Linked DNA regions of Homo sapiens: region 2 is linked to region 1. A link is a loop called in an ENCODE intact Hi-C map of the cell type or tissue named here. Cell type or tissue: PC-3. All regions are shown on one strand. Each heading gives the region's core, and the rest is flanking DNA. Links, peaks and the distances in the headings are about the cores only.

What was found. Peaks named below come from ENCODE experiments on the same cell type or tissue, not always from the same donor. Only the 100,000 strongest peaks of a DNase experiment are listed, where the experiment ranks them.
Region 2: a loop joins it to region 1, with 2.0 times the contacts of the local background. A loop is called at or near these places in 2 of 110 quality-filtered maps.

What each region holds. Positions count from the first base shown.
Region 1 is chr14:68,150,536-68,166,337 of GRCh38, forward strand. The region is part of intron 7 of RAD51B (RAD51 paralog B); the gene reads left to right. All of the region lies in intron 2 of LOC105370546 (a long non-coding RNA gene), which reads right to left. Among named protein-coding and RNA genes, the nearest start is that of RAD51B, 340 kb to the left of the region's middle. In PC-3, for the core only: no CTCF peak of the experiment used is centred there; no DNase peak of the experiment used is centred there; H3K27ac peaks cover 1,836 bases.
Region 2 is chr14:67,993,699-68,009,500 of GRCh38, forward strand. All of the region lies in intron 7 of RAD51B (RAD51 paralog B), which reads left to right. Among named protein-coding and RNA genes, the nearest start is that of RAD51B, 180 kb to the left of the region's middle. In PC-3, for the core only: no CTCF peak of the experiment used is centred there; a DNase peak (open chromatin) is centred at 6,473; H3K4me3 peaks cover 1,048 bases; H3K27ac peaks cover 1,421 bases.

The DNA.
Region 1 (15,802 bases), core at 3,288-11,287:
TTTGGTTTATACCTAAGTATTTCCCTTTTGTTGATGCTAGTCTAAATGGTATTGTGTTTTTAATTTCAAATTCCAATTGCTCATTGCTAGTATATAACTAAGCAATTGACTTATGTACATTAACCTTATATCTTATTTGTTTTTGGATTTGTGTTTTTATGATTCCATTTACCTCTACTATTGTTCTATTAGCTGTAACTCCTTGTGTAGTTATTTTAGTGATGGCCATAGGATTTGACAGTATATATCTTTAACTTATCACAGTCTATCTTGAAGTGATATTATACCACTTTACATACAGTATAAGAACCTTACGATAGTCTTAAAGTAGTTGTCATACATTTTACTTACACATAAATATACTTTAGTTATAAATCCCACACTGAGTTTTATTTTAGTCAATTATCTGTAAAATATATTTTGATAATAAGAAAATAAATTTAATAAATATATATTACCCAGTGGTTACCATTTCCTGTGATCTTTCCTTTGTATAGACTGATTTACTGAATGAGATTTACCTGAAGAATTTTCTCTATCAGGTCTTGTGGTGTAGGTCTCCTTGTGATGAATTATTTTAGCTTTTGTTTATCTGAGAGGTCTTTATTTTACCTTTGTTTTTGAAAGATATCTTTGTTGGGTATAGAATTCTAGATTGATAGATTTTTTTCTTTTAGCTTTTTGTAGTTATTGCTTTATTGTATTTTGACTTTTATTGTTTCTGACTAGAAACTGTGCTTATCCTTATCTTTGTTCCTCTGCATATATATATAATTTTTTTAATCTTGTTGTTTTTGAGATTTTCTTTTCTCTTCGATTTTGAGAAATTGATTGTGATGTGCCTTTGTGTCCTTTTCTTTGCTTTTTATGCTTGGGGTTTTCTTGAGCTTTTTTTGATATGTTTGTTTAGCATTTTCATCAAATTTGGAAAAATCTTGGCCACTATGTTTTCAAATATTTTTCTTCTCTCTCTACCTTCTCATCTTTGGGGTCTCTTACTACACATATATAAAGCTAACTGAAATTGTCCCACAGCTCACTAATGTCCCACAGCTCCATTCATTTTTCTTGGTTTTTTGTGTGTGTGTGTGTGTGTTTCAGTTTGCATAGTTTCTATTGTTATGCCTTCAAGTTCTCTAATCATCTCTTTTGCAATGTTTAATCTACCATTAATTCTATCCAGTGTATTTGTCACCTCAGACATTGTAGTGTTTACCACTAGAAATTTGATTTGGGTATTTTTAGTATTTCTATTGACTTTTCAAACATGGACTATAGTTATAAAGACTTTTTTTTTTTTTTTTTTTTTTTTTTTTTTTTTTTTTGAGATGGAGTTTCACTCTTGTTGCCCAGGCTGGAGTGCAATGGCATGATCTTGGCTCACCACAACCTCCGCCTCCTGGGTTCAAGTGATTCTCCTGCCCCAGCCTCCTGAGTAGCTGGGATTACAGGCATGCGCCACCATGCCTGGCTAATTTTTTGTATTTTTACTAGAGACGGGGTTTCTCCATTTGGTCAGGCTGGTTTCGAACTCCAGACCTCAGGTGATCTGCCCACCTTGGCCTCCCAAAGTGCTGGGATTGCAGGCGTGAACCACCATGCCCAGCCATAAAGACTATTTTAATGTTCTCGTGTTATGTAGCTTTGAAATGATTCCAGACACATAATTTGCTGCATGAATGATAAAAGTTTTGCTGTGGTAAGAACACAGAGTGTAATCTTCCTCCCCATGGAAATGTTATATCACACCTTATCAGACCACATATATGAACTCATATATGTCCTCAACTACTGGACTCTAAAACACATATAAACCCAAGATTTTGACAGATACGTTGAGAATGTAGGCTGTGGCAGGGCTACTCTCTGTTAGCCTTTGAGTTATTCTTTTGAGCCTGGCCAGCCAACATCAGCACCACTTGCTAGTGTTGAGGGACTTTTCATGTTGTTGTGGATCCCCATTGTGTTGGTCAAATCATCACTCCCTAGAATCTCTTGTAAAAAGATACGCCTCAGATGTTGTTTTTTGTTTGTTTTTGCTTTTTTAACTTAACAAATTGGTAATTGTTTTAACTTTTTTATTAGGTTCAGGGGTACATGTGCAGTTTTGTTATATAGGGAAATTCGTATCACAGGGTTGGTTGTACAGATTATTTCATTACCTAGGTACTAAGCTTAGTACCCAATCTTTTTTTTTTTTTTAGCTCCTCCCTCCTCCCACTCTCTTCCTTCAAGTAGGCTCCAGTGTCTGTTGTTCTCCTCTTTGTGTCCATCAGTTTTCATCATTTAGCTCCTACTGATAAGTGAGAACATGTGATTTGATTTTCTTTTTCTGTGTTAGTTCACTAAGGATAATGGCCTCCAGCTCCATCCATGGTCCCACAAAAGACATGATTTCATTCCTTTTTATGGCTGTGTAGTATTCCATAGTGTATATATATCACATTTTCTTTTTCCAGTCTGCCATTTATGGGCATTTAGGTTGATTCCATGTCCTTGCTATTATGAATAGTGCTGCAATGAACATACATGTGCTATGTCTTTATGGTAGAATGATTTATATTCCTTTGGGTATATACCCAGTAGTAGTATTGCTGGGTCAATATCTTTAAGTGTTACTGTGCCACTTTACGTATAGTATAAGAACCTTAACAATAGTCTTACAGTACTTGTCATACATTTAAATATACATTAGTTATAAATCCCACACTCGATTTTGTTTTAGTCAATTATCTGTAAAATATATTTTGATAATAAGAAATAAATATAATAAATAAATTTGAATTATCCAGTGGTTATCCTTTCCAGTGATCTTTCCTTTGTACACATTGATTTACTGAATGGTAGTGCTATTTTTAGCTCTTTGAGGAATTTTCACACTGCTTTCCACAATGGTTGAACTAATTTGCATTCCCACCAGCAGTGTATAAGTGTTTCCTGTTCTCCTCAACCTCTCTAGCATCTGTTAGTTTTTGACTTTATAATAATAGCCATTCTGACTTGTGTGAGATATTATCTCATTGTGGTTTTGATTTGCATTTCTCTAATGATCAGTGATATTGAGCTTTTTTCATATGCTCGTTGGCCATATATATGTCTTTTTTTGAAAAGTGTCTATTCATGTCCTTTTTAATGGGGTTGTTTTTTTCTTGTAAATTCATTTACATTTCTTATATATGCCGGATATTAGACATTTGTCAGATGCATAGTTTTATGCCTCAAACTTTGACTAGACTTTGTATTCATGGCGGCCTACTTCCACCCTAATTGGGCAAATAGACTTTAATAATTAGACTCTAAATGAAATGGAAACTCACACACTATGAGGTTAGTGTATCTCATTTATTGAGTGTATTCCCTAAGAGATTTGTTCTCATTATTCTCCACCTGTTTAAGCATTGTGGGGGAGAAAAGAATCTCTTTGTCAATAAGCCATGTGATTCATGAGTCGTATTTTAATCGTCTTCTTATTTTAACTATACAAAGCACCTTGTCTGCTAACTCTAGTATCTGTGTCAGTTCTGAGTTAATTTCAATTGGTTGATTTTTCTCCTCACTGTGAGTTGTATTTTCTTGCTTGTTTTGCATGCCTGGTTATCTTTGATTAGATACCAGACATTGTGAATTTCACCTTTTTGGGTGCAAGATATTTGTATTCCTATAAATTTTAAACTTTGTTTTGGGATGCAGTTAAGTTACTTGGAAACACATCCTTTTGGATCTTGCTTTCAGGATTTGTTTTGGCAGAACTATTTAATTTAAAGCTAATCATTCCCCACCATCAAGGCAAGACCCGTCTGAGTATTCTATCCAATGCTTCATGCATTATGAAGTTTTCCATTCTTATTCGTAAAAATAGGCATTATTCTTGGTCCTGTATGAGTGCCAGGCACTCTACCCTCTACTCCTCTCAGAGCATTCTTTCTCTAGCCTCAGGCAGTTTCCTTACATGCATGCACTAATCAGTACTCTGATGAATATTTGAGGGAGACTCTCTAAGATCTCTTCTGTGAACTTTAGCTGTCTTCTTTTCTCTGAATTTTCAGCTCCTTCTCCTCACTTCAGGGAGCCTGTTGGATTCCACCTGTGTTCCCTCTTCATGCAACACAACCTAGAAATTCTCTTAAGGTAATGGCCTGAGGAAATTGTAGAACTTTCCTTTTTTTTTTTTTTCCCTCATCTCTTACCAGATGTCCAGTGTCTTGAAAAGACATTGTTCTGTTTGTTTTGTTTCTTGAAAAGTATTGTTGGTTGTTTTAGGTGGTAGGGTAAATCTGGTCCCTGTTACTTAATCTTTGTCAAAAGCAAAAGTGCTCAGAGATCTTCCTTTAAGTTTTCATTGGTAGTTCTAGAAATGACCAATCACAAAACAGGGAATCTCTAACTGAAAGATCCATGACATTTCATTATAGAGAGTTAGGAAAGAGAATTAATCTGAGAATTACCATTATCTAGTCTTCCTCCCACTCATATTCTTCATAAACATTTGCATAACACAATTTTTTGTACCATTGTTGACCATATCAATGGGTAGATTACTGAATTTTGGGGGGAAAGACATGTACAAGCTACTAGAATGGTAAGTTTTGTTGAACATGTTATATAAAAGGAAATTACGCAAGGGGAGCTGGGTTGGTATCATAGTATAGTATTATATTTCTTTTTTTTTTTTTTGAGGTGGAGTCTCGCTCTATTGCCCAGGCTGGAGTGCAGTGGCGTGATCTCAGCTCACTGCAAGCTCCGCCTCCCGGGTTCACGCCATTCTCCTGCCTCAGCCTCCCAAGTAGCTGGGACTACAGGTGCCCGCCACCATGCCCAGCTAATTTTTTGTATTTTTTAGTAGAGACGGGGTTTCACCATGTTGGCCAGGATGGTCTCGATCTCTTGATCTCATGATCCACCCGCCTCGGCCTCCCAAAGTGCTGAGATTACAGGCATGAGCCACCGCGCCCGGCCTATATTTCTTTATAGAGGTAAAATAGGTGTGAGATTTTTGTTTTTACTTATTTTGCTTTGTTATTTGGGCTTCACTGGGGAACCAAGTGATTTTTGGCAAGAGAAGAAGCACAAAAAATACAGAAAAGCCTCTTCTTATGGTTCCTATAATGGCAACCAAGTCAATAAATGGTTGCAAAATTCAACTAGATTGCGATAGGGTAGTTACTGCTACTGCTTTATCCTTTTATAAATAGTCAGTTTGAAAAGTAGAAAAGTTCATGGGTAAAGAGCAGTAGCTAGAATGCAAATGTGAATCCAGGATGCAATATACAAAGGTTTTTGCAGTTTTCAGCAAGTGTGAAGAATTTCTGATTGATGAGGCCCTCAGAGCAGAAAGAGACCCTCCTCTGTCTATGTGTAAGATTAGTAACACATAGAGACGTGGTGTTCATCTGCCCAGTTTATGTGGCTAATTAGCATTTAGAGTTTCTTCAATAGAAGCTAGTGAAGTAAGAACTAGATAATATCTTGGAAGATCTTTTTGTTTCTTCTGTCTTGCACTTTGAAGAGGGGCTCAGACTGTTGAATTGGAATAGAACAATTAAACAGACTGTAAAATGAAGTCCTGACATGCTGGTTGCTTTGCCTGCTCTGTCAGAGCAGCACTGGTTCCAGGGAGAGAGAATACTAGTTTTGTTTATTTGTTTGTTTCCAGACAATTTGCTATGTCATCACTTTTTTTGTGTGTGCATGCGCCAAGTGTTTGAGGTTGATAATGTTGACAGAGTCCTTGCAGAATGGAAGTTCATCTCCACAGGGAAAGGCTTTGTATTTCAAGTTTTAAAATTCCAAAATATTTTGCTATAACATTGTTATTCCTAGTTTTTTATGCCTTTTTGTGTGGAAGGTTGGTTTCTCCTTTATCTACTTACCAGCTTTTAGGGGAATCCCTTTTTAAGTCAAGAAAGCACCTTAGAAAATTTCTCTCTCTCTCTCTCTCTCTCTCTCTCTCTCTCTCTCTCTGCCTTTATGAAACTGACAGTAGCATATCTTGCTATTCTTGGGTCTTAGTTTGGAATTAAGCTGTGCATGCAGTATGCCCAGAAGGCTCAGTTTTTAAAAAATTTCTATGTTTATTCGTATTTAACTTCATTCTAATGGGGTCATGTACACTGTGATATTTATTCATGAAATATTTAGGAAAAGATAAAATGTTTGAACTATAATGAATTATGATTTTATTATCCTTTTATTAATGATAATACACCCAATGCTATTCTTGAAAGTTTGAAAATGGAAACCTTGGTAAATTTTTTTTCTTTTGGCAGAATTTTGAACTTTTTTACATAAAAGTGTAAACCTTTGTTTGGTATTATGGGTCACCTGGTTCCATAGCATCTCTTTGATTTAAAGAGGATATCATCCATTTAAAAAGGACTCACAGCCAGGCATGGTGCCTCATGCCTATAATCCTAGCATTTTGGGAGGCTGAAGTAGGCAGATGCTTGAGCTCAGGAGTTCGAGACCAGCCTGGGCAACATGGTGAAACGCTGTCTCTACAAAAAATACAAAAATTAGCCAGGTGTGGTGGCATGCACCTGTGGTCCAAGCTACCTGGGAGACTGAGGTGGGAAGACTGCTTGAGCCTGGGTGGTTGAGTCAGCAGTGAACCATGATTACACCACTGCACTCCAGCCTAGTTGACAGAGCAAGAGCCTATCTCAAAAACAAAATAAGCAAAAGGGACTTACTTTGGGGATTTGGAGAACTAGAAAATATTATTATTCATATTAACTTACACCCATAAAAGAGTGCTATTAAAAGTTCACTTAATACAAGGGCTTCTTTTTCTTTGCTTTGGATTTAAACAGGTTTTCTATAAGCTAATCAACAGAGATTTGATTAACATACTTAAGCATGTTATATGAAAGGGATGGCATTGTGAAAGATGGGGATACTATATAGAAGTAATAAAATAAAAGGTATGGAATTAGGTAGTGTAAGAATTTCAGAACTAAAATAGTCTGAGAAGTCATTTGGAACATGGATTTCTTTTGACAGAAAACTTCTGTCCTGCAGTATATCAGCCTTGTCCAGCAGAGCTGGTTAGTGCAGATAGAAGAACCTAGGTTGCTTAACTACCAGTTCACTGTCCTTTCTATTATATTGTAATTCTGTTTTCTGTCTTATTTCAGAAGCAGCAATCCAGATGAGCTCTACATCCTGAATAAAAACAATAATAATGGCAATAACAAACTATTATTTTTTTAAGAAATATGACTTAAACCTATTTGTTTTTATTTATTTGGTTTGTTTGTTTATTTATATGTAGTTTGTCAGAAAACCATAGGAGTCAGGCATTGGGTAGCTCGTGGCCATTAGTATTATTTTCAAAGTCAGAAATCATTGGAGAAGAATCCCCTTCTAATATAAATTTTTAAACTATTCATCTGAGTGTTTAGGAAGCTGTGATCTCTGCTGTGATAATCCTAGAAGACATTGCTCAAGCCACAGCTGGCTATTATTGAGACTATGGAAAGAGAAAGAGCTTTTGCCCTGATTTATCCCATAAAATGAATAATAGGCCACATTCAGGGAGACCTAGCTTGTGGCAGACTATTCTCACCACACCCTTCACACAGCCTTTTTTTTTCTTCTCCCATCCCAAGCCACCATCCCAACCTGCCTTGACTAAACTCAATGAACAGGAACCATTGTATGAATCGGAAGGAAAATGTCTTAAATATATGAAGTTATAATGAGTTGGTAAGTGCTGTAAAAATACTCTGTAACTTAGTTGGAAGTTGCATCATCCATGCCTGTGGCACTATGGACTGGACCCAAATGGTATAATTCTTCAGTGTAACACTGAAGTAATTTTTGCATCTGCCAAGTAAATGGTTTAGATTTCAAACCTATGAAATGCCGAACTGTAATTGTTCAATTCTAGTGAACCACAGATGTGTTTAATTTCCTTCCTTTACTTTTTGCTGTCTTCTTTAGGTAAGCTGAACCAACTAAAGAGTGGCCTTATGTGAATCTACAAAGTGAACTTTAACGTCAGTCAGTTAATATACTTTAACACCTAAATGTTGTATAACACTGCTCTATATAGCACTTTTAAATGTATAAAATTTTTGATAGAGGATAAGTCCATTTCATTTAGGGAAAACAGTTGTTTCAACCACATGTATTATAATAGGAGTAAAAGTGGCATATCGTAATGAAAGAACACGGGAAGTCAGAAAACCTGGATTTATTTTTGCCTCTCCTGTCGATTCTTCATTTGATCCGGCCTGAATAATTTCCTTTTCCTTTAATTTCTATATCTGCTGAAGGTGAATAATAATACTTTCATTGGCCACATAGAGGTGCTGGGAGAATGAAAGATAAATTCTCCCAAAGCACTTTGAACTGCCTAGAAGAAAGACTTATTTAAACAAAAGTTGATTCTGTTTTCTATCTTTTTATTTCTTACAAGCAGACACCAAAGTAAGTGTTAGAAGAGCCTCAAAGATTTGGTTATTTTTTTTTTGCAACTTTTATTGTAGGTGAGAAGGTTAATATAATTGCCTTCATTGTATAAACAGGGAAACTAATGCTCCCAAAAGGTTTGTTTTGGGGCTTAAAATGAGTAGCCCTTTATGAGAATAGGGGAAATTGATGGGGGTGTAGATGTAATAACATCAGCCATGAGTTGACAATTATTAAAGCTGGTAATGGGTGTGTCTGTTTAGGGGGGTTATCATGAATACTATCATGTCTACCTTGTCTTTGAAATTTTGTATTAAAAAGTTAAAATTTAAAAAATTGATTAAAAAAATAGCTCATTTTCATTTGCAAGGTTCTTTTAAAAATGCTATTGAGGCTGGTCACGGTGGCTCACGCCTGTAATCCCAGCACTTTGGGAGGCTGCGGTGGGCGGATCATGAGGTCAGGAGTTCGAGACAAGCCTGACCAACATGGTGAAACCCTGTCTCTACTAAAAATACAAAAATTAGCCAGCCACGATGGCGTGTGCCTGTAATCCCAGCTACTCGGGAGGCTGAGGCAGAAGAATCACTTGAACCTGGGAGGTGGAGGTTGCAGTGAGCTGAGATCGCACCACTGTGCTCCAGCCTGGGTGACAGAGCAAAACTCCATCTCAAAAAAAAAAAAAAAAGACAAAGTATATGCTTGGACCCTGAACACAGACATTTTAGTTTTTCATACTCAGTTTTTACATTCTATTTCCAATGCTTTCTAACCATTTACTACTTTTAACATATTATGCCATTTCTTTAGCGTTAATATATTACACTTTTTTCTTACTCCCGTTCCAGATGTTTGTCATGTGCTTTGTTGTCAATTTTAGATTTTCATTTTCCTATTTTTGGGAATTATAAGCAGTCACTTATTAACCCAATTACTTTATGCTTCAATGGGCTTGTCATTGGGTAGCCATGTGAATTATTTCAATTTTTAGAGACACAGATCAACCTGCTACCCTATACCCACAACAGAAAACTGCCGACTTCCCCATTGTAGGAACTTACAATCAAACGGCATTTGAAACATGTGAGAACACTCCTATTATTAAAAAAAAAAATCACCCTCAACCTGGGTTATTTTCACTGACAGACTTCATGGTTAAAGCTTGCTATTTCATGAGCTCCCAGATGACGCAAATGCTGGGAAATGTAACATACTCACTGTGATTTGTTTTTAGACATCAAAAGAAATCCATTTTACAAAGGAATCATATAACTTTAGAGCTAAGAAAGATCTTAATAATCATCTGGTATAGATCTTTCCATTTATTTATGCCAGAACCTAAAATTAGAAAGGCCAGGTAATTTGCTCAGTGTTACATACCTTAGTATGGCAGAGCTGGAACTTGAACCTGAGTTCCCTAGCTTTCAATTCAGAGTTCTTAATAGGTTGCCACTCAAGTGCAGTCAGGTCTTTGATGCTATTTGTGAACACCAAATATGTCTCTGCTTCTTACAACTTAGAAATCTTACTCTGTTTTGCAATGCCCTGCCAAGTCATATTGGAGCCTGAGGCAAAATGAAAGACCAATGACACTGATCCTGTCTTTATTTAAAATTCTGATATTTTCTTCACTATGGATTTGTGGGATTAATTTTGATTTTTTAAAATATTGCATTAAATATTATATCTTGACTACTGAGTTTTTTAGTAGCTCCTAAAATTTTGCATTTGAAGTGGGTGCCTTGCTTGATTCACCCTAGTCCCAATCCTATTATTTTTGCTTTAATCTACTAAATCCCTTTTTCAGCCTTCTGGCAATAAAATAAAATCAACCTATGGAACCTTTATAAGCAAACCCATACTATTGGCCACTTACAAACAATGGTGGCAAACAAACCAGAATCTGCAAGTGCTTTTCATTGGCTTGATTGTTGGTAACATTGCATGGTAATTACATAGTCATTTTTGGCTCCATGAATTGAAACTCTCTTGGAATGTCTAGCAGTTTATTGAAAAGAGCTCAAAGCCAAGACGTGAGTTCTTTTGTTTGATCCTTCACAGTATTGTGTTTTAGGCTCTTATATCGTTGTGTTTGTTTTGATTTCTATAAATTGGGACTCAAGGGAAGGAAGCTCTTTATAGGCCTATTATTTTCATTTTACTTGGTCCTCTCAACACCTGTTTGAGATAGGCACTTTATAGGCTAAAACCAACTCACACTGACTTAAGTTAAAAGAGAATTCACTAGCTAACACAATTGAAAAATCTAAGGAGTAGATCTGACTTCAGGTATTACACATCATTTTGTCAGGGCTTTCTCTCTCGTGTTTTCTACTGGGTTGGCTTTATTATTATTCAGGTTTTTCCTGTGTAGTAGCACCAGGTGTATACTCTACTAGCTTAGCAACCTTAGTAGAAAGGGAATGAATCTTTCCTGATTGCTTGAGCCAGAGTCTCAGAATTGAGTATAATTGGCCCAGCATAGGTCACATGCACATCCCTGCACTAGGCATTAAGGCCTGGCGAATGCAATTAAATCACTGGCTGAACCTGGTTCATGTGTTCAACCCTGGGTCAGGGACTGGATTGAGAGTAGAAGAGATCTGTTTCCTCTAAAGGAAGAGACGACTTTTTAAGTCTTTTCCCCCCAAAAGGGATTCTGGACAGGGAAAGACAAATGTCAACTAAAATGTTACTATTCTCACTTCATTTATGAGGAAGTTGAGGATTAATTAAGTGAATTTTCACGAGGCTGCATAGCTAATGAGTGATAGGATCTTAACTTTGACCCAAATCTGCCTAAATCTAAAGCCCATCTCTTTTCTCCACACCTTGTATCCCTAGAACATCATGCTTCTTCCTCCTTCTCCTTAATGTGAAACCATGATGGTTGCCATCACTTTACAGCAGTATTCTTCAAAAAGGAGGGATTTTGCCCCCAGAGGAAATTTGGTAATTTCTGGAGACATTTTTTTATTGTCACAACTGTGCACAGAGGTGAGTGTGGTGCTACTGTATAGAGGCTAGGATGCCTATACCTCCTGTAGTGCACAGAACAATTCCTCACAACAAAGAATTACCCAGCCTAAAATGTCAGTAGTGGTAAGGTTAAGAAACCCTGCTTTTTAGGTTCAATTTCTCGGCTGTTACTATTAACATCAGTTTTGAGAGAAATAAGTAATAGAGAGCAGGATTGAAATAATTCATACATGTAGGTATAATTAAGTTGTCTCTTAATTCAGGGAAACTTCCTTTAATTTCCATAGAAGCTAACTTTAGAATATTGAATTATCTTGGTTAGTGAGTAAATTGCAATAGAACGTAAATTCCTTTTTAAAATATTTGTTTTATGCAAGTTTAAGCTAACTTCCCAGACATAATTTTTCATTCTAAAATAAGTCCTATAATTTTTTTCTTAAAATAGAAATCTAGGGATATTTTAAATTGAATACTGAATGCTTTTAAAGGAAATATATAAGTTTATCTCAAAAGCCTTTTAATATTTCATATAGAAGTTTCTATACCAGGGGAAATAATTATTTTTTAAAATCCGAGCTGCCGGGCGTAGTGGCTCACGCCAGTAATACTAGCACTTTGGGAGGCGGAGGCAGGCGAATCATGAGGTCAGGAGATCGAGACCATCCTAGCTAACACGGTGAAACCCCGTCTTGACTAAAAATACAAAAAATTAGCCGGGTGTGGTGGCGGGCGCCTGTAGTCCCAGCTACTCGGGAGGCTGAGGCAGGAGAATGGTGTGAACCCAGGAGGCAGAGGTTGCAGTGAGCCAAGATTGTGCCACTGCACTCCAGCCTGGATGACAGAGCGAGAATCCGTCTCAAAAAACAAAACAAAACAAAACAAACAAACAAACAAAACTGAGCCAAAGCATTTCTAAAACTTTGGATGATAATAAGGGATTTAATGTACTAAAAAGCATACAGAAATTTTCTTCCTGTAAGCATGTGCTTTGTGAAAGAATAATGAAAGCAGAAGAATGCGTTAAATGTATTATAGCTGCAGTTATTGGGTTTGACACTTCAGAGAAATCAACCTTCTTGTTAAATGACATGAAAATAGTTTATACTGTCTGACTCCTTGAGACTTGCAAGTCGTTTCTGAATTGTGCATATCTGAATGAATCCAGGGAAAGCTGTGCTTCTGTAGTCAAACCACAGATAATATTCTAGTAGAAGAGCTGAATGAGTAGAGTGATACTACAGATGGATTTCATATAAGAAATCTTTTACAATCCAGCAAGTCAAATTTATTGTTGGAGTCGGAAGATTTGAGGCTTAGCATTTTCTCGTTTTGCCAGTTTTATACAAATAATTCTTCTTGTTTTCCAAATTCTCATGACTGTATGCAGCATGGAATTACAAGTCCATTCCTTTCTCTGGTTCTTTTTAACCTTATCAGACCCAACCCAGATCAATGAACATTCCTCTGATTTCAACTGAATAATTCTGACTTGCTTTGATATCTCACATGGATGACTTTCTTCCCATCTCTCCTATCCCCCGATGGTCCTTCAGCTCATGCCTGTCGTGCCCATTTTTTTGGCCTCACTTCTTTACCTAATCTCAGGAATACTCATTGCTTTTTCTATTTCTTCTATTTTTCTTTGGCCTCTCTTTCCGCTCCCATATTAAATTTCCTCCTTGGCTATAACGCCTGCCTTCTTCTGTTTCCCAAGTCCTATTTACTGGCTCTGTATCCTTAGACTCACTTGTTTCTTAATTCATATCCTCATCTACTAAGGTGCCTAATGGCCACCCACCTAGCATATTTTAGTAAGGCATGTGTGTACAGACAGGTCACCTATTCATTGTTAATAGAATTCAATTTGCAGTTTCCCTGGAAATAAGGCAGTTTCTGATCTTCAAATCACCCAAGTTCTTACTCGTTAGAATGCAAGTTCCTTTGTCACATTAGGAAGGACAGTAATATTTATTTATGAAAAAGTTGAAAAAATACTGTAATAAATGGTGCTGGGTTAATTAATATATTATTAATATGGTCCTATTTTTCTTGAGAAGAAATGTTCTTGAAGATTTGAAATTTCTTATCTGTTTACAAACATTTTCCTGGTGCCATCAGCAGTTTATTCCTCTTTACTGCTTTGTGATAGGGCTTGGTATTCCCAATTTTACAGAGCAGAGATGACAGGTCACTTGACTAAACAAGTGACTTATTTAGAATTTCACAGGAAAGTAATTACAGAGCCCTTAAATTTCCTGTCTCTTACTTCTATGATATAAAACAATTTACTTTGCATTCCTTATTTATATAAATGCCTTAGAGCATTTCCTTTCCTTTAATAAAATCATGAAGACTATCACCTGGTAATGAAATTGTTAGGATGGAAGAGAAATGAACTAGGCACAGTGTACGTGAATTTGATTATTGCCTTTTCAACTGTCTAATAATGGGAGCTGTGGGCTCATAGGCTCTCCTTTTGAATTGTGAAAACTATACTTATTTTATACTACATTGGTGAAGTTCCCTGAAGTCCTTAAAAAACAAACAAGATTTAAAGTGCAAAATGTTATTGTTAAGTTAAAATGACCCTTGTGTGTTTGCAAAGCTCCGCGGGCTTTCTGGGGCTAGTGATCCCCTTGGTGAGCATTGTGGAGTGTGGTGGGAACCAGCCATGTTTTGGTGATTTCTTTTAGATTTCTAAAACTGTTTTTCTGTTGGGTTGAAGTGGGAAAACAGCTTTGGAACTGCTTTTGGTGTTGCTCTGAGTGTGTTTGGGAGTGCATTCCAATAGTTTGTGAGGGGATGTTAGCTGTTCAGGAAAAATAACCCTTACCAAAGGTAATGGTTCCCACTAGCATTTTCAGTAACATGTACCAGATGTGGGTAGTTAATTATTCTCAGATCTGATAAATACCTGCCAGCCAAGCCTAATTTTATTTTCAGTAAACAGTGGCCAAAGGTCCTAGCTGTTCATTTGATAGGATGGGCCTGTTTGCACTTATCTATTAATAAAAGCACAACACTCCTTTAGTTTTCCTTTCCCAGGGCCAGATAAAACATTTTAGACACTCACGTATTTGTCTTAGTAAATCAGACAAAGTAAACAAATCTGGTAGATTAACTTGGTAAATAGAGTGTGGTTAAGTGTTACCTTTGGAGTTGAACTCAGTGCCATATAAATAGCATTAATCGCATGGTATTTTCAATAATCTTTATGGAGTAAAACGGAGGGTTGTTTTTTTCTTTCAACCAACAGGGACTTAAGTATATTTCTTAAGTACTTTCAGATGTTCTTCTGTATGGAGATTTTAAAATCACTTTAAAATGAAATTTATTCTTTTGTCCCATTAGTAACTTGTTGGGAACTTTGTACTAGTTAACATTATGTTTAAAAACCTGGAAACCTCTATAGTTCATCTCAGAAGAAAAATAGGACTACATAGTGGCATGCAAGCTTTGCCAGACAGAGATAATGGCCATCTAGAGGTTACTGATTTGGGTGGAACAGTGAAAATGGGGCCGCTTTTATGGGGAAGACAGTGGCTGGTAGGCAGAAATTCACTTTATTCATATGCATTTTTTTTCCTCTTGGGTAAAGAGTTTTATTAGGGTCAGAAGTACTATTTATTTTTGTGAGGTAAATTCTTGTCTTGTGAGAACTGGCATGAAACAGACTCATTATTTCACACTAGCCAACAAAACAGTATTTTATCAAAGTAACTTCTAGTCAGTCCAAGACTGGACTGGATTTGTACTGGTAACCTGGTGGTGCAGGGCTCTAAGTCTCATGCCAGCTCTTGTCTCCCTCATTAAACTTCCTTTTTTAGTAATGATTAAAAACAACTCTCTTTACTACAATATATTTTCTCATTGGCTTTATACTCGAAGTTGCAAGTACTTTATAAAATTATTTTTAGTTTTGCATGCTGTATAATAATCCATCTAATTTGGTAAGCATAGTACATAAAAGAAATAGCTGAAAGGCTTTAGAGAAAGTTCCCTACTCATACCTCCCCCTTTACAATGATCTCGGCATTAATATCTTATGCTGTAAGAGGGTGGCCTGGCACAGTACCATGAATATTGTGCCCGATACCCAGTGGTAACCTACCAATGATTGTTATGAAAATGATGGTGATGATAGTATAGGGGAGAGAGTGTAAACCAAAAGTTGAGATCTGTATTCTGTTTTCAGCTTCATTTTAATGGCCTACTGGAAGACCAGGTACATTATTTCTGCTCTTTTTTTTTTTTTTTTTTAGTTTCTCCAGCTATACATGAAGAAAAAAGTCCTAGTCCACTAGCCAACCTGACAGGCATGTTGTGAAAACTAATGAAAGTATAAAGTTCTCATAGTCCGAAGCATAAAAGGTGCTGTAACCAATAGGTACAAAATACTAATTATTATTTT
Region 2 (15,802 bases), core at 3,324-11,323, 160 kb before region 1:
ATGTATACCTAGCAGTGGGATTGCCAGATCATATTGTAACTCTATTTTTAGTGGTTTTAGGACCCTCCAAACTGTTCTCCATAGTGGTGGTAATAATTTACATTCTGTCAACAGTGTATGAGGGTTCTCTAGTAAACAATTATTACTTTGTTTTTTGTGATGTAACCTCTAAAGACAAGTATAAAAGAAACACTGGAAAATACTGATTTTTAACGCTGTATGCTAGCTATTCTAACAACTATATGTTAATAACTTAATATATAACTGTTAGTATATATAATAACAGCTGTATTATAACTATTAGGTATCCATAAAAATATCATGCCTTTATGTACTTTAATATTAATATTGCTTTGAAACTGAATGCTGAGGTAGAATTTGTTTTTTCAGGTTTCTGTTTACTGTTAAGAGTTTTCTATATTTTCTTCCTTTTCCTTTTTTGGACTGTTGTTAATTTCCATATTGCTTTTTGAAAGGAGAAATAAGATATTGTTAAGGGGCCCAAAAATATACACTAACCACTGTTTTTTTCAAGAAAAAAAAGCCATTTTTTTCTCTTAGATAAATATTTTTTAGCTGGTTTTAATTTTAATGTGCATCATTGCTAGGTAGGCAAGAATGATCTTGAAAAAGAAAGCTTTTGTAATATTAAGCCAACAAAGACATTGCCTGCAGGATAAATGAATAGTTGAACATATTCACTGGTTACATGGTCAAGTTTTATCTTTAACTTATTTTAATATAAGATGGTTACTATGTTTCATATTAAGAGTGTACCCTTTTAACAGTACCTTATAAATAATTCTTAAGCCCAGGTAGGGTGAGTTAGAAGTATCTAGTTTTACAATTAGAAATATGAAATGAGAAATCAGTGCTCCTTTGTATGACTAAGCTCAAGCAGGATTTAAGGCAGGGAGGGGTCACCACTGATTGATCTTCAAATCTTACCATGTCTAAGACTGTTGCTGCTGCCATTTGTCTTTCTCTGGTTTTCTAGGATTCTTTGGCAAAATGTTAGCTCCTTTTCATCAATCTTCCCATCTGCAACTGATGATTTTCTCTAGCATTTCCCATAATCATCTCAAGATTGCAGAGAAATAGAAGAGATATTTCTACACTCATGTTTATAGCAGTGTTAGACACAATAACCAAAAGGTGGAAGCAACCCAAATGTCATCAGTAGATGAATGAATAAACAAAATGTGGTGTATAAATATAATTGAATATTCAGCTTTTAAAAGGAAAAACATTCTGACACATATACAACACGATGACCTTGAGGATGTTATGCTAAGTGAAATAAGCCAGTCACAAAAAGACTAATAATGTATGATTCCATTTATATGTGGTACCTAGACTGCTTAGCAGATTAAGGGATCTTCAGGATTTGGAGTATAAGACACACTCGGCCGGGCATGGTTGCTCACACCTGTAATCCCAGCACTTTGGGAGGCTGAGGTGGGCAGATCATAAGGTCAAGAGATCGAGACCATCTTGGCCAACATGGTGAAGCCCCATCTCTATTAAAAATATAAAAATTAGCTGGGCGTGGTTGGCACGCACCTGTAGTCCCAGCTACTCGGGAGGCTGAGACAGGAGAATTGCTTGAACCTGGGAGGCAGAGGTTGCAGTGAGCCGAGATCACGCCACTACTCCAGTCTGGCAACAGAGCGAGACTCCATCTCAAAAACAACAACAACAACAACAACAACAACAACAAAAAGAACACACTCACAATAGGATATAACTAAGTCATCTACTCCACATGTCCAAAACTGGGAACTTAGGATCTTTTTCTCACACATTTATCCTTGCTCCTTCCATCCCAAGTTAGAAATATGGATGTCAACCCATACTGCTTTTTTCCCCCCTCTGAATACTATTGGAGACCAAGCCCTGCTGATTTTATATTCTTTTTTTTTTTTTTTCTTTTGAGACGGAGTCTCTCTCTGTCACCCAGGCTGGATGGAGTGCAGTGGCGCAATCTCAGCTCACTGCAAGCTCCGCCTCCTGGGTTCATGCCATTCTCCTGCCTCAGCCTTCCGAGTAGCTGGGACTACAGGCGCCCGCCACCACGCCTGGCTAATTTTTTGTATTTTTAGTAGAGACGAGGTTTCACCGTGTTAACCAGGATGGACTCGATCTCCTGACCTCGTGATCCGCCCGCCTTGGCCTCCCAATGTGCTGGGATTACAGGCATGAGCCACCGCGCCCGGCCTATATTCTTCATTTTTAAAAAATCTGCCTTCTCTACATTACTGGTACAATTTATTCATTCAAGGAGTACTTAATTATATAGTATTCCAGATGGTGTCAGTTCTGTGAAAAAAGAAAAAGTAGGGTGGGATGGGAGTTTGGGAGTGTGGGAGGTGGGGAGAGAGTTGCAATTTTAAAAATGGTGGTAATGGTGGTCCAGGCTTGGTGCAGTGGTTCATGCCTGTAATCCCAGCACTTTGGGAGGCCGAGGTGGGAGGATCGCTTGAGCCCAGGAGCTCAAGTCCAGCCTGGGGAACAAAGTGAGACCCGGCCTCTACACAAAATTAAAAAATTAGCTGGGTGTAATGGTGTGCCCCTTTGGTCCCAGCTACGTGGGAGCCCGAGGCAGGAAGATTATTTGAGACCAGGAGGTCGAGGCTGCAGTGAGCCAAGATCATGACACTGCACTCCAGCCTGTGTTGACAGAGTGAGATTCTTTCTCAAAAAATAACAACAATAATAAATAAATAAATAAATAAATAAATAAATAAATAAATAAAAGATGTTCCATAACGGTGAAATCTCAGCAAAACCTGAAGGAAGTAAGCCATGAGAATATTTGGAAAAAAGGCTTGCCAGATAGAGAGAACAGTCAGTGCAAAGGCTGCAAGATGAGAGCATGCTTGGTGAGTTCAAGGAACTCCAAGGAAGCCAATAGATCTGAAGTGGAGAGAGCAGGAGGAAGAGCCATGGGAAATGAGGTCTTAGAGGTAACAATGGTCTGCTTATGTAGGGGTTTTGTGAGGCACTGAATGGATGGATGCATTGGGCAGAGAAGAGACACCTAATTTATATTTTTAAGAGATCACTGGCTGCTGGTTGATACTAGGTTGTATGAGCAAGGGATGAATTAGACAAGCTAGGAGGTTGTTGGAATATTTCAATCAAGAGAAGGTAGCTTAGACAGAGTGGTCAGTGACAGTGGAGGCAGTGAGCTGTGGATTCTAGAATTTGGAAGATAGAGCCAGCATGAGTTTCTAATAGATTAGATGTAGGATATAAGAGAAAGAGTTAAGATAAATCTACGTTTGTTTGTTTGTTTTTTCCTGTGTAAGTGCATTTTACATCAACTTAGATGGGAAGGAAGGCTGTGGGTAGAACAGGTTTAGAGGGGAAGAACAGGACTTGTTAACTTTGAGATGTATGTTAGGTATCTAAGTGGAGTTATTGAGTAGGAAGTCAGATATATGAGTTCAGAATTTCATTGGAAGTTAATTTGGGAGTTGTATGAAAATACATAGTATTTGAAACAAAAAACTAGATACAATCCCCAAGAGAATGAATAGACAGAGAAAAGGAACAAGAACTTAGCCCAGGGCATTTCAACATTAAGAAATATGGATTCAGGCAAAGTAGGGGAAAAGAGGGAACCAACAAAGGAGACTGAGAAGAAGCAACCAATGAGATAAGGGATGAAATCAAGAGTATAGTATTCTGGAAGCCAAGTGAATGAAGAGTATCAAGGAGGAGAGAGTGATGCATTATTGCCTTAGTTTAGGTCTTAGTCACAGTCACGTCCTAAATTATGACAGTTTACTTTGGTCTTTCGGCCTCTAGCTGCCTCCAACCCCTTCTCTATACCTCATCTTTTTCCTATTGTCTGTGATCAAAATGTTCTTTAAAATGAACACAGATGGTTTTCTTTCTATTTATGCTGTTTGTCATTTGTTGAGATGCTTTTACCTGTTTTTTGATATTTTGTCAAATATGGTAAATTTTTGGCCATTAATTTTTCACGTACTGTCCTGCCCTCTCAGCCTACCCATGGTACTGTATTTACATGTAAGTTCAACCAGTTAATACTGTTCCACAGATCAGCGAATCTTTGCTAATTTTATTTGTCTTTTTTCTTTCTGTGCCTCAGTGTGGATATTATTGTGTGCTTCAAGTTCATTATCTTTCTCGTGCCAAATCTGCTATTAATCCCATTATTAATAGTAATATGGAAATTGTGAATGTGATGCTGATGAATGCAGAACTCTATTGTCTTTCTGTAAAGAATGTTGAGCTTTCTTCTAGGAAGTAGTTTGAGTGAATTGTGGATCAGTACAACCCTTTTGACACTTGTTAGAGTTTGTCCAGAGTTGTTTTTACTCTAGGGCAGTGGCTCTCAAAGTGTGGTACCTGGACCAACAGTATCAATGTCACCTTGGAGTGATGCTTAGCAATCTGTGTTTTAATACATCTCTAAGTTATTGTGATGTACTCTTAACTTTTAACCTTTTACCCCTTTAGAAAATATAAGTGCAGCTTACTGCCAGTGCTTTTTTAACGTTACATAAACATGGGTCTTTGAGGCTGAAGCAAATCTGACTGATTTTCAATGTGGAAATAAAATATAAAAACTGTTCTTAGAGTTATTTTTAAACTGAACTAACATCAGAATCACCTGAATCATCAGAATCGTCTATTTCGGAAAAATTAGATTCAGCCAATAACTGTTTGAGAACTGTGTTAACATCATGTGTAGGAATGCTATGTTTTCTAGGATTTGACATTTTTGGTGATTGAGAATTACTACATTTTGTAAATGGATATATCACTACCAAAAACAGAATGGTACAAATAGAATGATGTATTTTGTTTCCAAAGTTGATATACTAGAGCAATGTGAAAGTAATAATTAAAATGAGATATTACATGGCAAAGTTATCTCAGGGTAAACGCTGCAGCCGCAAGTGCCACTGGTGAGTATTCTCTGGGCAGATGGGAAAAGGATCAAGAACCACTACTCTGGAGCTAGTTCAGCCTTACTACTAGGATGTAACCCTTCTGGAGTCTCTGTGCAGTGCTCTAGATATTCAATGAGGTCTCTCTCCTTTACCTTGTCAAAATGTCTCACAGTCTTATATGAGTACTGGGAATTATTTAGATTAACATTCATGGTACTTTGTTTGTTCTTATGGAATTTACTCTATGTATGTGCAGCTTAATTTTCAGTCATAGTCTCAAGGGGAACCCTGTGTAGATTTCCTGAGCTCTTCTCTGCATAGCTCTTCCTCTTTAGCACTCTGCCCTGAAGAGTCCATCTCTTTCCTCCTCTTTAAACTCTGAACTCTGTCACCCTAACTTAGTAAGACCTCTGTACTCTGCTTGGGGTTATCATTCCTTGTGGTGCATTCCAGAAAGTGCTTCCAGACAGACATCAGGGCGACCTTGTTCATTTTCCTTTTCTCAGGGATCACAGTCTTAACACTAACTTTTGTCTGAGGTGTGACAGTAACTTTTTTGTATATTTTTCCAGTTTTTTCAGTGTTTACAGTAGGACAGATCTGGTACTAGTTATTCTGTTATAGCTGGAAGTCCAGGTACTTATTTTTTATGGTCATGAGGCTACATAGAAGCTCATTATATGAGGAAAATAAATGCTGTACTAATTTCTTCACATGATTTCAGGCAGCACTAGAGTGCTATATGATACATATTAGGCACTGTGCTAGCATAGGAGGATTAAAACCCAAATGGGATAGTGCCTTTGTCTTCAAAGATCTCATGACCTACAAGAGTGGACTGGTATATAAACAACACATTCCAAGTCAGTTTGTGATAAAGGCAGCATGAAATTATATAAAGGCCATAGACTTTGAAATCAGATAGGCTTTGGTTAAATCCCAACTCCATGACTTACTATTGTATTATGCAACCTCTCACATCTTTAGTTTTCCAACTGCAGAATGGAGATAATAGTACGTTATAGGACTTCTGAGAAGGTTAAATTAAAATTCTTTTATAAAGCACTTGACTTGGCATATCATAGAGGTTCATTAAGTATTAGGTTTATTTCCCGTTAGAATACACATAGGATAGAGGAGCAGTTAATTTTTATTATTACTATAGAAATCTTCAGGGAGGAAATGATATTTAAATTGTGCCTTGAAGGTGGAGTAGGGTTTTGATATGTGTTAGATGGGTTCCAAGGACATTCTACTTTTAAGGAACTAAATGAGCAAGGGCTCAAAGGTGTAAAACGTGGGGAAGGCTGTAAATACACTTATGAATGTCAGCATAGTCCAGAACCTTAGGAAAAGCAATTTAGGTCTTAAAAACAAACAAACAAACAAAAAGACAACAAAAAACTAGTAGTAGGAATGTAAAAATGAAGAAAAAAAGAACAAACAGAAAGTCTAACCCCATAGTAAAAGTATACTTCCTTAGGCCATTCCTATTTATTGCCATGACTAATAAATTTGGGAATGCCTGTGGAAAATTCCTGTGGGCTGATCTTTTCTTAACCACTATTCAAGACTGCTTTACGTTGATAGTCTAAGCCGATCATTTCATTAATATTAAACTCCAGAGCTCATTCCCGAGTTTCCAAGAATTTGCTGAATTGCTTTTCTCTGTTATCTGCTTCTTTGGGTAACTTCCATATTTTTCTTTCTTGCCCTGTAAAAATTGATTTCCTAGGTTTTCCAAGTGATTGATAATGTGACAGTACTATAAAGACTTTTCTTAGACTCTGGTATGTTCGCATTTAGTACAAATACTGTCAAGGGTTTTATAAAGTGTATAACTAATATACTTTCTACATATCTTTTACTAGGGAATTCTAAACTTAAGTATTTTATTTCATTGAGGTTAAAATATGTCCTGTTAAGATTTTTTTTCTCTTTTAAATTATTAGTGTTTTGCATTGTTAAAAATCAGCTGGCTTCTTGGATTGAGTTTACTTCACTTTTCCAGTGGGTAACTTTTATCTGACCTTTAGGTCTGTAATTGTTTGGTTTGTTTTCTGAAGCTATGGAATGTTTTGGAAAAAATAAGCCTCATGGAGAAGGGCTATTATCCCTGAAAATGATGAGACCGGAAATGAGAAAAGCAAAAATCAGATATCACCCTTGACCATGTGGATTTCAGTTTTTAAAAAGTCTTTATCCTCTGTCTCTGAGAACCATTATTTGGAAGTCTGTTTCTCTGCCTCTCTGTGATAAGTTCTCACCAAAGATCCTCTTGTGTTTTTATTAGAATTACATCGAATTCATAAATTGGGGAGAATTTATGTATTTATAATATTGAATCTTTTCATTTATGAAAATGGTTTATTTCTCTATTTAGGTATTCTATAATATTATAGACTTTTGTCCTCAAAGATCTTACAAATCATAATTTGGTTAGATTTATTCATGGGTTTTTAATAGTTTTTAAAAAATGGGATCTGTTTTTATTATGTAATCCAATCAGTTCTTGGATCAGAAAATTGATTTTTATATTTAAAGTCCAGCAAAACTGCTTTGCATGCTTATTAAAATGGCTTGCAAACTATCGTATATTTTCTATGGAATCATATATGCAGTAGCAGTTTTTCTTCTATTCCAAACCTCATACTTCTTTATTCTTGAATAGAAGTGTCATAGTGGGATTTTTTCTTATTCCTGATTTCCGGAGACTCCAATATATCATTTTTCATTTTAGAAAGTTTATTTTTCTTGCTATATTGGTGGAAGCTTTTTTCTTAAGTGATGAATCAATGTAAAATTTTATACTTTTTTATTTTGGAAATTTCTAGTTTATTAGGGTCCTCTTTTAATGGACAAGGCAGTAGAGACTCAAAAAGGTAATGGAGTTTATTTATTTATTTATTTATTTGATTTTCAACTTTTAAGCTCAGGGGTGCATGTGCAGGATGTGCAGGTTTGTTGCATAGGCAAATGTATGCCATGGTGGTTTGCTGCATAGATCATCTCATTACCTAGGTATTAAGCCCAGCATCTGTTAGCTATTCTTCCTGATGCTCTCCCTCTTCCCATCCCCCACCATCCAAGGCCCCACTATGTATTGTTCCCCTCCATGTGTCCCTGTGTTCTCATCATCCAGCTCCTACTTACAAGCGAGAACATGTGGCGTTTGGTTTTCTGTTCCTACATTAGTTTGCCGAGGATAATGGCCTCCAGTTCCATCCGTGTCCCTGCAAAGGACATGGTCTCAATTTTTTTATGGCTGCATAGTATTCCATGGTGTATACGTACCACATTTTCTTAATCCAGTCTATCACTGATGGACATTTAGGTTGATTCCATGTCTTTGCTATTGTGTATAGTGGTGCAGTGATCATATGTATGTATGTATCTTTATAACAGAATGATTTATATTCCTTTGGGTATATAAGCAGTAATGGGATTGCTGGGTCAAATGGTATTTCTGCCTCTAGGTCTTTGAGGAATCGCCATACTGTGTTCTACAATGGCTGAACTAATTTACACTCCCACCAACAGTGTAAAAGTGTTCCTTTTTCTCTGCAACCTTGCCAGCATCTGTTGTTTTTTGACTTTTTAATAATAGTCATTCTGACTGATGTGAGCCATTGTGGTTTTGATTTGCATTTCTCCAATGATCAATGATGTGGAGCTTTTTGTTATATATTTGTTAGCTGCATGTATATCTTCTTTTGAGAAGTGTCTGTTCATGTCCTTTGCCTACTTTTTAATGTTTTTTTTTCCTTGTAAATTTGTTTAAGTTCCTTGTAGATGCTGGATGTTAGACCTTTGTCAGACAGATATATTGCAAAAATTTTCTGCCATTCTGTTAGAAACTATAATCAGCTTGATGATAGTTTCTTTTGCTGTGCAGAAGCTCTTCAATTAGATCTCATTTGTCAAGTTTTGCTTTTGTTGCAATTGCTTTTGGCATCTTCATCATGAAATCTTTGCCTGTGCCTATCTGCTGAATGGTATTGCCAAGATTTTCTTCTTGGGTTTTTATAGTCAGGGTTTTACATTTAAGTCTTTAATTAATCTCGAGTTGATTTTTGTATATGGTGTAAGGAAGGAGTCCAGTTTCAATTTTCTGCATGTGGCTAGCCAGTTCTCCCAGCACCACCTATTAAATAGGGACTCCTTTTCCCATTGCTTGTTTTTGTCAGATTTCTTGAAGATCAGATGGTTATAGGTGTGTGGTCTTATTCCTGGGTTCTCTATTCTGTTCCATTGGTCTATATGTCTGTTCTTGTACCAGTACCATGCTGTTTTAGTTACTGTTGCCTTATAATATAGTTTGAAGTCAGGTAGTGTGATGTCTCTAGCTTTGTTCTTTTTGCTTAGGATTGTCTTGGGTATTCAGGCTCTTTTTTGGTTCCATATGAATTTTTAAATAGTGTTTTCTAATTCTGTGAAGGATGTCAATGGTAGTTTAACGGGAACAGCATTGAATCTGTAAATTGCTTTGGACAGTATGGTCATTTACATGATATTGATTCTTCCTATCCATGAGCATGGGATATGTTTCCATTTGTTTGTGTCATCTGTGATTTCTTTGAGCAGTGCTTTATAGTTCTCCTTGAAGAGGTCCTTCACTTCCCTTGTTAGCCTGGGTATTTTATTTTCTTTGTAGCAATTGTGAATGGGAGTTCATTCATGATTTGGCTCTTGGATTGCCTGTTTGTGTATAGGAATACTAGCAATTTTTGCACATTGATTTTTATATCCTGAGACTTTGCTGAAGTTGCTTATCAGCGTAAGAAGCTTTTGGGTTGAGAGGATGGTGTTTTCTAGGTATAGGATCATGCCATTTGCAAACAAAGATAGTTTGACTTCCTCTCTTCCTATTCGAATATCCTTTATTTCTTTCTCTTGCCTGTTTCCCTGGCCAGAACTTCCAGTACTACATTGAATAGGAAAGGTGAGAGAGGGCATCCTTGTCTTGTGGCAGTTTTCAAGGGGAATGCTTCCAGCTTTTGCCCATTCAGTATGATATTGGCTGTGGGTTTGTCATACATGGCTTTTATTATTTTGAGGTATGTTTCTTCAATACCTAGTTTATTGAGAGTTTAAACATGAAAGGATGTTGAATTTTATTGAAGGCCTTTTCTGCATCTGTTGAGATAATCGTGGTTTTTTTCTAGTTCTATTTATGTGATGAATTACATTTATTGATTTGCATATGTTGAACCAACTTTGCATCCCACGGATGAAGCCTACTTGATTGTGGTGGATAAACTTTTTGATGTGCTGCTGGATTGAGTTTGCCAGTAAAATTTTGTAATTTTTAATATCTACTAAGATAAATCATATGGCTTTTTTATCCCATTAATGTGGTAGATTATGTTAATGGCTTTTGTAGTGTTAAATCATCCTTGCATTGCCAAATAAACTATACTTAGTTATTTAAAAAGAATATATTGCTGTAATCCCAGCACTTTGGGAGGCCGAGGTGGGCGGATCACAAGGTCTGGAGATCAAGACCATCCTGGCTGACACGGTGAAACCCTGTCTCTACTAAAAATACAAAAAGAAATTAGCCAGGTGTGGTGGCGGGTGCCTGTAGTCCCAGCTACTCGGGACGCTGAGGCAGGAGAACGGCGTGAACCCGGGAGGTGGAGGTTGCAGTGAGCTGAGATCGCGCCACTGCACTCCAGCCTGGGCAACACAGCAAGACTCCGTCTCAAAAAAAAAAAAAAAAAAAAAAAGAATATATTGGTGGATTTTTTTGTTACTATTTTGTTTAAGAATTCCTTGTAGTTTTTGTTTGTAGTACCGATTTTTCTTTCTAGATTATAGAAGAAGCTCAGCAGCTTTCTTCATTTTCTATTCTCTGGAAAAATTTTTATAACATAGGATTTTCTCATCATGAAGATATGGTAAAACTTATTTCCACATCCTCCATACTTGATGGAGTTTCTAAGTAGGAGGGCTTTTAAAAATAATTTATAAATTGAAATATAATGTATTTATGGGAAAATTGCACAAATGATAAATGTAGCTGTAGCTCAATGAATTTTCACAAACTGAACAATCTCATGTAACCAGAATCCAGATGAAGAAACAAAAAATTACCAATGTCCCAGAAGCCCCCACTGTGTGCCCTTTCAGCCACTGCCTTTTCTGAGGGTGACCACCTACTCCAGTTTCTAAACTGTGTATTTTAGGGGGGTTTGGTTCGTTTTTGAACTGTATACAGATGAAATTATACAGAATGCTTTTTTTTTGGTATATGGCCTTTTTCACTCTGTAGTGTATTTGTGAGATTCATCATGTTGTATTGTGTAGTTGTGGTTCATTCTGTTTGCTGTGCAGTATACTATTTTGTGATTATTCATACAATAGAACATATTACATATTTATGTATCCATTCTACCATTCTACTGTGTGTGTGTGTGTTTTTTTTTTTTTTTTTTTTTTTTTTTGAGACAGTGTCTCTCTCTGTTGCCCAGGCTGGAGTGCAATGGCAGATCTCAGCTCACTGCAACCTCCGCATCCCACGTTCAAACAATTCTCCTGCCTCAGGCTCCTGGGCAGCTGGGATTACAGGTGCATGCCACCACGCCCAGCTAATTTTTGTATTTTTAATTGAGGTGGGGTTTCACCATGTTAGTCAGGCTGATCTCGAACTCCTGACTTCATGATCTGCCTGCCTCGACCTCCCAAAGTGCTGGGATTACAGGCGTGAGCCACCATGCCTGGCCCATTCTACTGATAATGGAGTTTTGCATGCCTTCTAGTTTTAGCCTAGTGTAAATAGGGCTGCTATGGACATTTTGGTGGACTTATTTGCACATTTCTTTCAACCTAGGAGTTGAATTATTGGGTCATCAGTTATGCATGTATTTAGCTTAGTGATGTTGCCAAACAGTTAAGTTGTTGAACTAATTTATATTCTTACCAGCAGTGTTGGAGTACTGGTTGCTGCACATTCTTGTTGGGCTTCGTATTTAACTACTATATTTTAGCTACTCTAGTGGGTATATTGAATAACATGTAGTATGCTGTTAACTTGCCTTTCTTTGATGATTAAGCACATTAAACACTTTTTTCATATACTTATTGGTTATTTGTATAATTTTGGTGAAGTGATGTATTGCTTCTCGACATGCTATAAAGAAATACCTAATACTGGGTAATTTATAAAGAAAAGAAGTTTAACTGGCTTATGGTTCCATAGGCTGTACAGGAAGCATAACGGCTTCTGGGGAGGCCTCAAGAAACTTTGAATCATGGCAAAAGACAAAGGGGAAGCAGGTGCATCTTACATGGCAGGTGGAAGAGAGAGAGGAGGGATGTGCTCTACACTTTTAGCAGGAGGAAGAGAGAGAGGAAGGAGGTGATAACACTTTTAAACAACCAGGTGTCGTGAGAACTCTATGAGGAGAACAGCACCAAAGTGATGGTGCTAAACCATTTATGAAGGATCCACCTCCATGATTCAAACACCTTCCACCAGGCCCCACCTCCAACATTGGGGATTATACTTGAACGTAAGATTTGGGTGGGACACAGATCCAAACCATACCAAGTGCCTACTCAAGTTTTTGTCCATTTGAGTTGTCTGCCTTTTTCTTAATGACATGCAGAAGTTCTTTATATATTATAAATACCAATTCTTTGTTGATTTTATGTACTACAACTAGCTTCTCTATGGGTATATTTTTATTAGTTACTCAGTTTTTAAATAGTTATCCAAACTTTCTATTTCCTTTTGAGATCTTTTTAATAACATTTTTCCAGAAAGTTGTTGATTTATCTTAATTTTTAAACCTACTGATAAAAAGTTGTTTAATCTATTTTTGGTATCCTTTCAATTATTCTAGAAAATTATTAGTTGCTATCGCTTTAAATATTGCATATACAAGTATATATGAGGATGTGTGTGTATTTTTAATATAACTGGTAGCATACTTTACATACTGTTTTGTACCTTATTTTCTTCACTTAATATTTCTTGGAAATCCTTGCATTTCATTATATAAGGAGTGCATCATTTAAAAAATACTTTCATAGTATTTAATAATATTATGTGATAATATATTTACCCAATTTTTTATTGATAGGAATTTGAATTACTGCTAGTCTTTTGCTGTACCAAGCAAAGCTGAAATTAGGATAAATACATAAAGTGGAATTTCTGGTCTTATAAACTCCTGGGCTGATGATAGAGTATTAACTTTTATGTTTATGTTCCATTTTTAATGTTTTAAGTCTTTTAGAAATTGAGATATAAATGACATGCAATAAAATTCACCATTTTAAAGTGTACAGTTCAGTGGTTTTTACTTTATTCATGGAGTTGTGCGATCACTACCAGTATATAACTCCAGAACATTTTCATCATCCCAGAAAAAACCCTTAGTAGTCACTCCAGATTCCTGCTTTCCCCCAGCTCCTGGCACCCTCTAATCTATTAGTTTTCTGTCACTGTGTATTCGTCTATTCTGGACCTTTCATATAAATATAGCTATACAAATGTGATCTTTTGTGCTTGGTTTCTTTTACTTAGTATAATGTTTTCAAGGCTCATCTATATTACAACATGTATTTATGCTTATTTTCTTTTATGTATGGTCAAATAATATTTCAGTGTATGGATATACCACATTTTATTTGATGGTTATTTGACTCAGTTTTACTTTTTGTCTATTATCAATAGTGCTGCTATGAATACTTGTATCTACGTTTTGTTTGGACATGTGCTTTTAATTCTCTTGACTCTATATCTGGGAGTAGAATTGCTGGGTTCTATAGTAATCCTATGTTTAACTATTTGAGGAACTGCCGAACTGTTTTTCTCAGTAGCTGCACCATTAGCACTGTGTGAGGTTCCAATTTCTTCACACTTTTATCAACGCTTTTTATTTTCCTTACAAATTAAAAAAAAAATTATACCTGCTATTCTAACGAGTATGAAGTGGTATATCATGGTTTTGATTTTCATTTTCCTAATGTCTAATGATGTTGAGCAGATTTTCATGTGCTGATTGGATATTTACATCTCTTCTTTGGCAAACTGTCTTTTCAGAGCCTTTGCCTCTTGTTTAATTGGGTAATTTGTCTTTTTATTGTTGAGTTGTAAGAGTTCTTTATAGAGATACTTATATTATGTGTGTTGATAAAGGGCAAATATCTCCATATGAAGTGTTCCTTTATGTTAATGAGAGTAAAAATGCTAACTTCCAAATAGAAAAATGGCCAAATAATACAAAAAGGAATTCACAGGGAAGAAAAACAAGTAGCTAATAGTAAAAAAATAAAGAAAAAGCAAATTACATTACTGAAATAAATGCAAATTGGAATGATGACTTTTTTGCGTATTATATTTTTAAAAATATGATTTTTTTTGTGGGTGAGTATGGGGTGAAACTCTCAGGTAACATAGGAAATGTAAATTGATTACCTTTGTAGAGGATATTTGGCAACATTATAAAATTATATAGAATATGTCTATATAATTTGAATCAGTAGTTTTACTTCTTGGAATTTTTTCTGAGAAAATAATCATTATTTTGCATATAGATTACATACAGTGATACTCATGCCAGTATCATCTTTAATGGCATAAATTTATAATCAGCAAGAGGATGGTTAATTACATATAGTACAATATTTTACCATTGTTAAAATTTATATTTTAAAATATAGACAAATTGATCTTCATATAATGTTAATGTTAAGTGAAAAGTAGTAAGATACAAAGCTGTGTAAAATGTATGATAACAATTCATAAAAAGCAACATTCACCCACACAAAAACCTCCACCACCACACACACACAGAAATAAGAGTGAAAATAAACATTCCATCATATTGACAGTGATTACCTTCGGGCGGTGTAATTAAGGTTGATATTTATTTTCTCCTTTATGTAGTTCTGAATTTCCCAGATTTTTAAGATTAAATATGTATTGCTCTCTAACTAGGGAAAGAAGTAAAATAATTATAAATAAGATAGATTAAATGGATTATTATGGTGCAGTGAGACCTTTTCCCATTGGCCCTGGGATTTTCTTCCTTTGGTTTATGAGTTTAAAGTGTTGACAGTTGTGAACTAGTTTGCTAAGTGATAGGAAGCAGTGTTGAAATGAAATACTTTAAATCCTGAAGATTTATGAGGAAGAAAATACTTGGGCAAATAGTGTCAATGAGTCCTGATACGTATTGCTAACTTGTCACTAGTTCACTTTACATCTGTGTAGTGATAACTTTGTTTTTTCCTCCCTCATTGATTATAGTCTCTCATCCCACCATTTGCCAAGGCCGTGTAAATAGTTTGCTGTCGTAGAGATACGCAGCAGGCCCATTTGAGTAGTTCTCTTTCACTCTGATCTCCTTAGAAACCTATCACTTTTACCTTTAAATGATACATTTTTAAAAAACTATTGTTGTTGTTGAATGGGATTTCCCTAAATAAGAAGAGCCATCTCCCTAGTTTCAGGATTGTGGCTTCTTTAATTGTAATGGAGTTTTAATATTATATCTACGGTGGAAATCAGAGTCAATTCAATCTTATTTTGCATCCCCTGTATGCTATCATACTGATTAGGGGTGTAACAAAGAATGGACTGTGATTTTTGCCATTTTGTGGTTTTCACTGGAGATTTTATAGTACAGAGGGAGAGAATGGCATAGTAAATAAAAGAATGAGCTTAGAAGTGAGACTTTGTGGGTTTAAATACCTGCTCTCTAATTTATCAGTTTGTATTTAACTTCTCAATATCCTTATCTGTAAAGTAGAAATAACAGCACTATCATTCATCACTTTCTATTTCCTTATCTTTTTGCCTTTTCTTCATGGAAGTTTTCACTTCCAAGACATTATGTTTTTCTTCATTTATTTACAGTAAT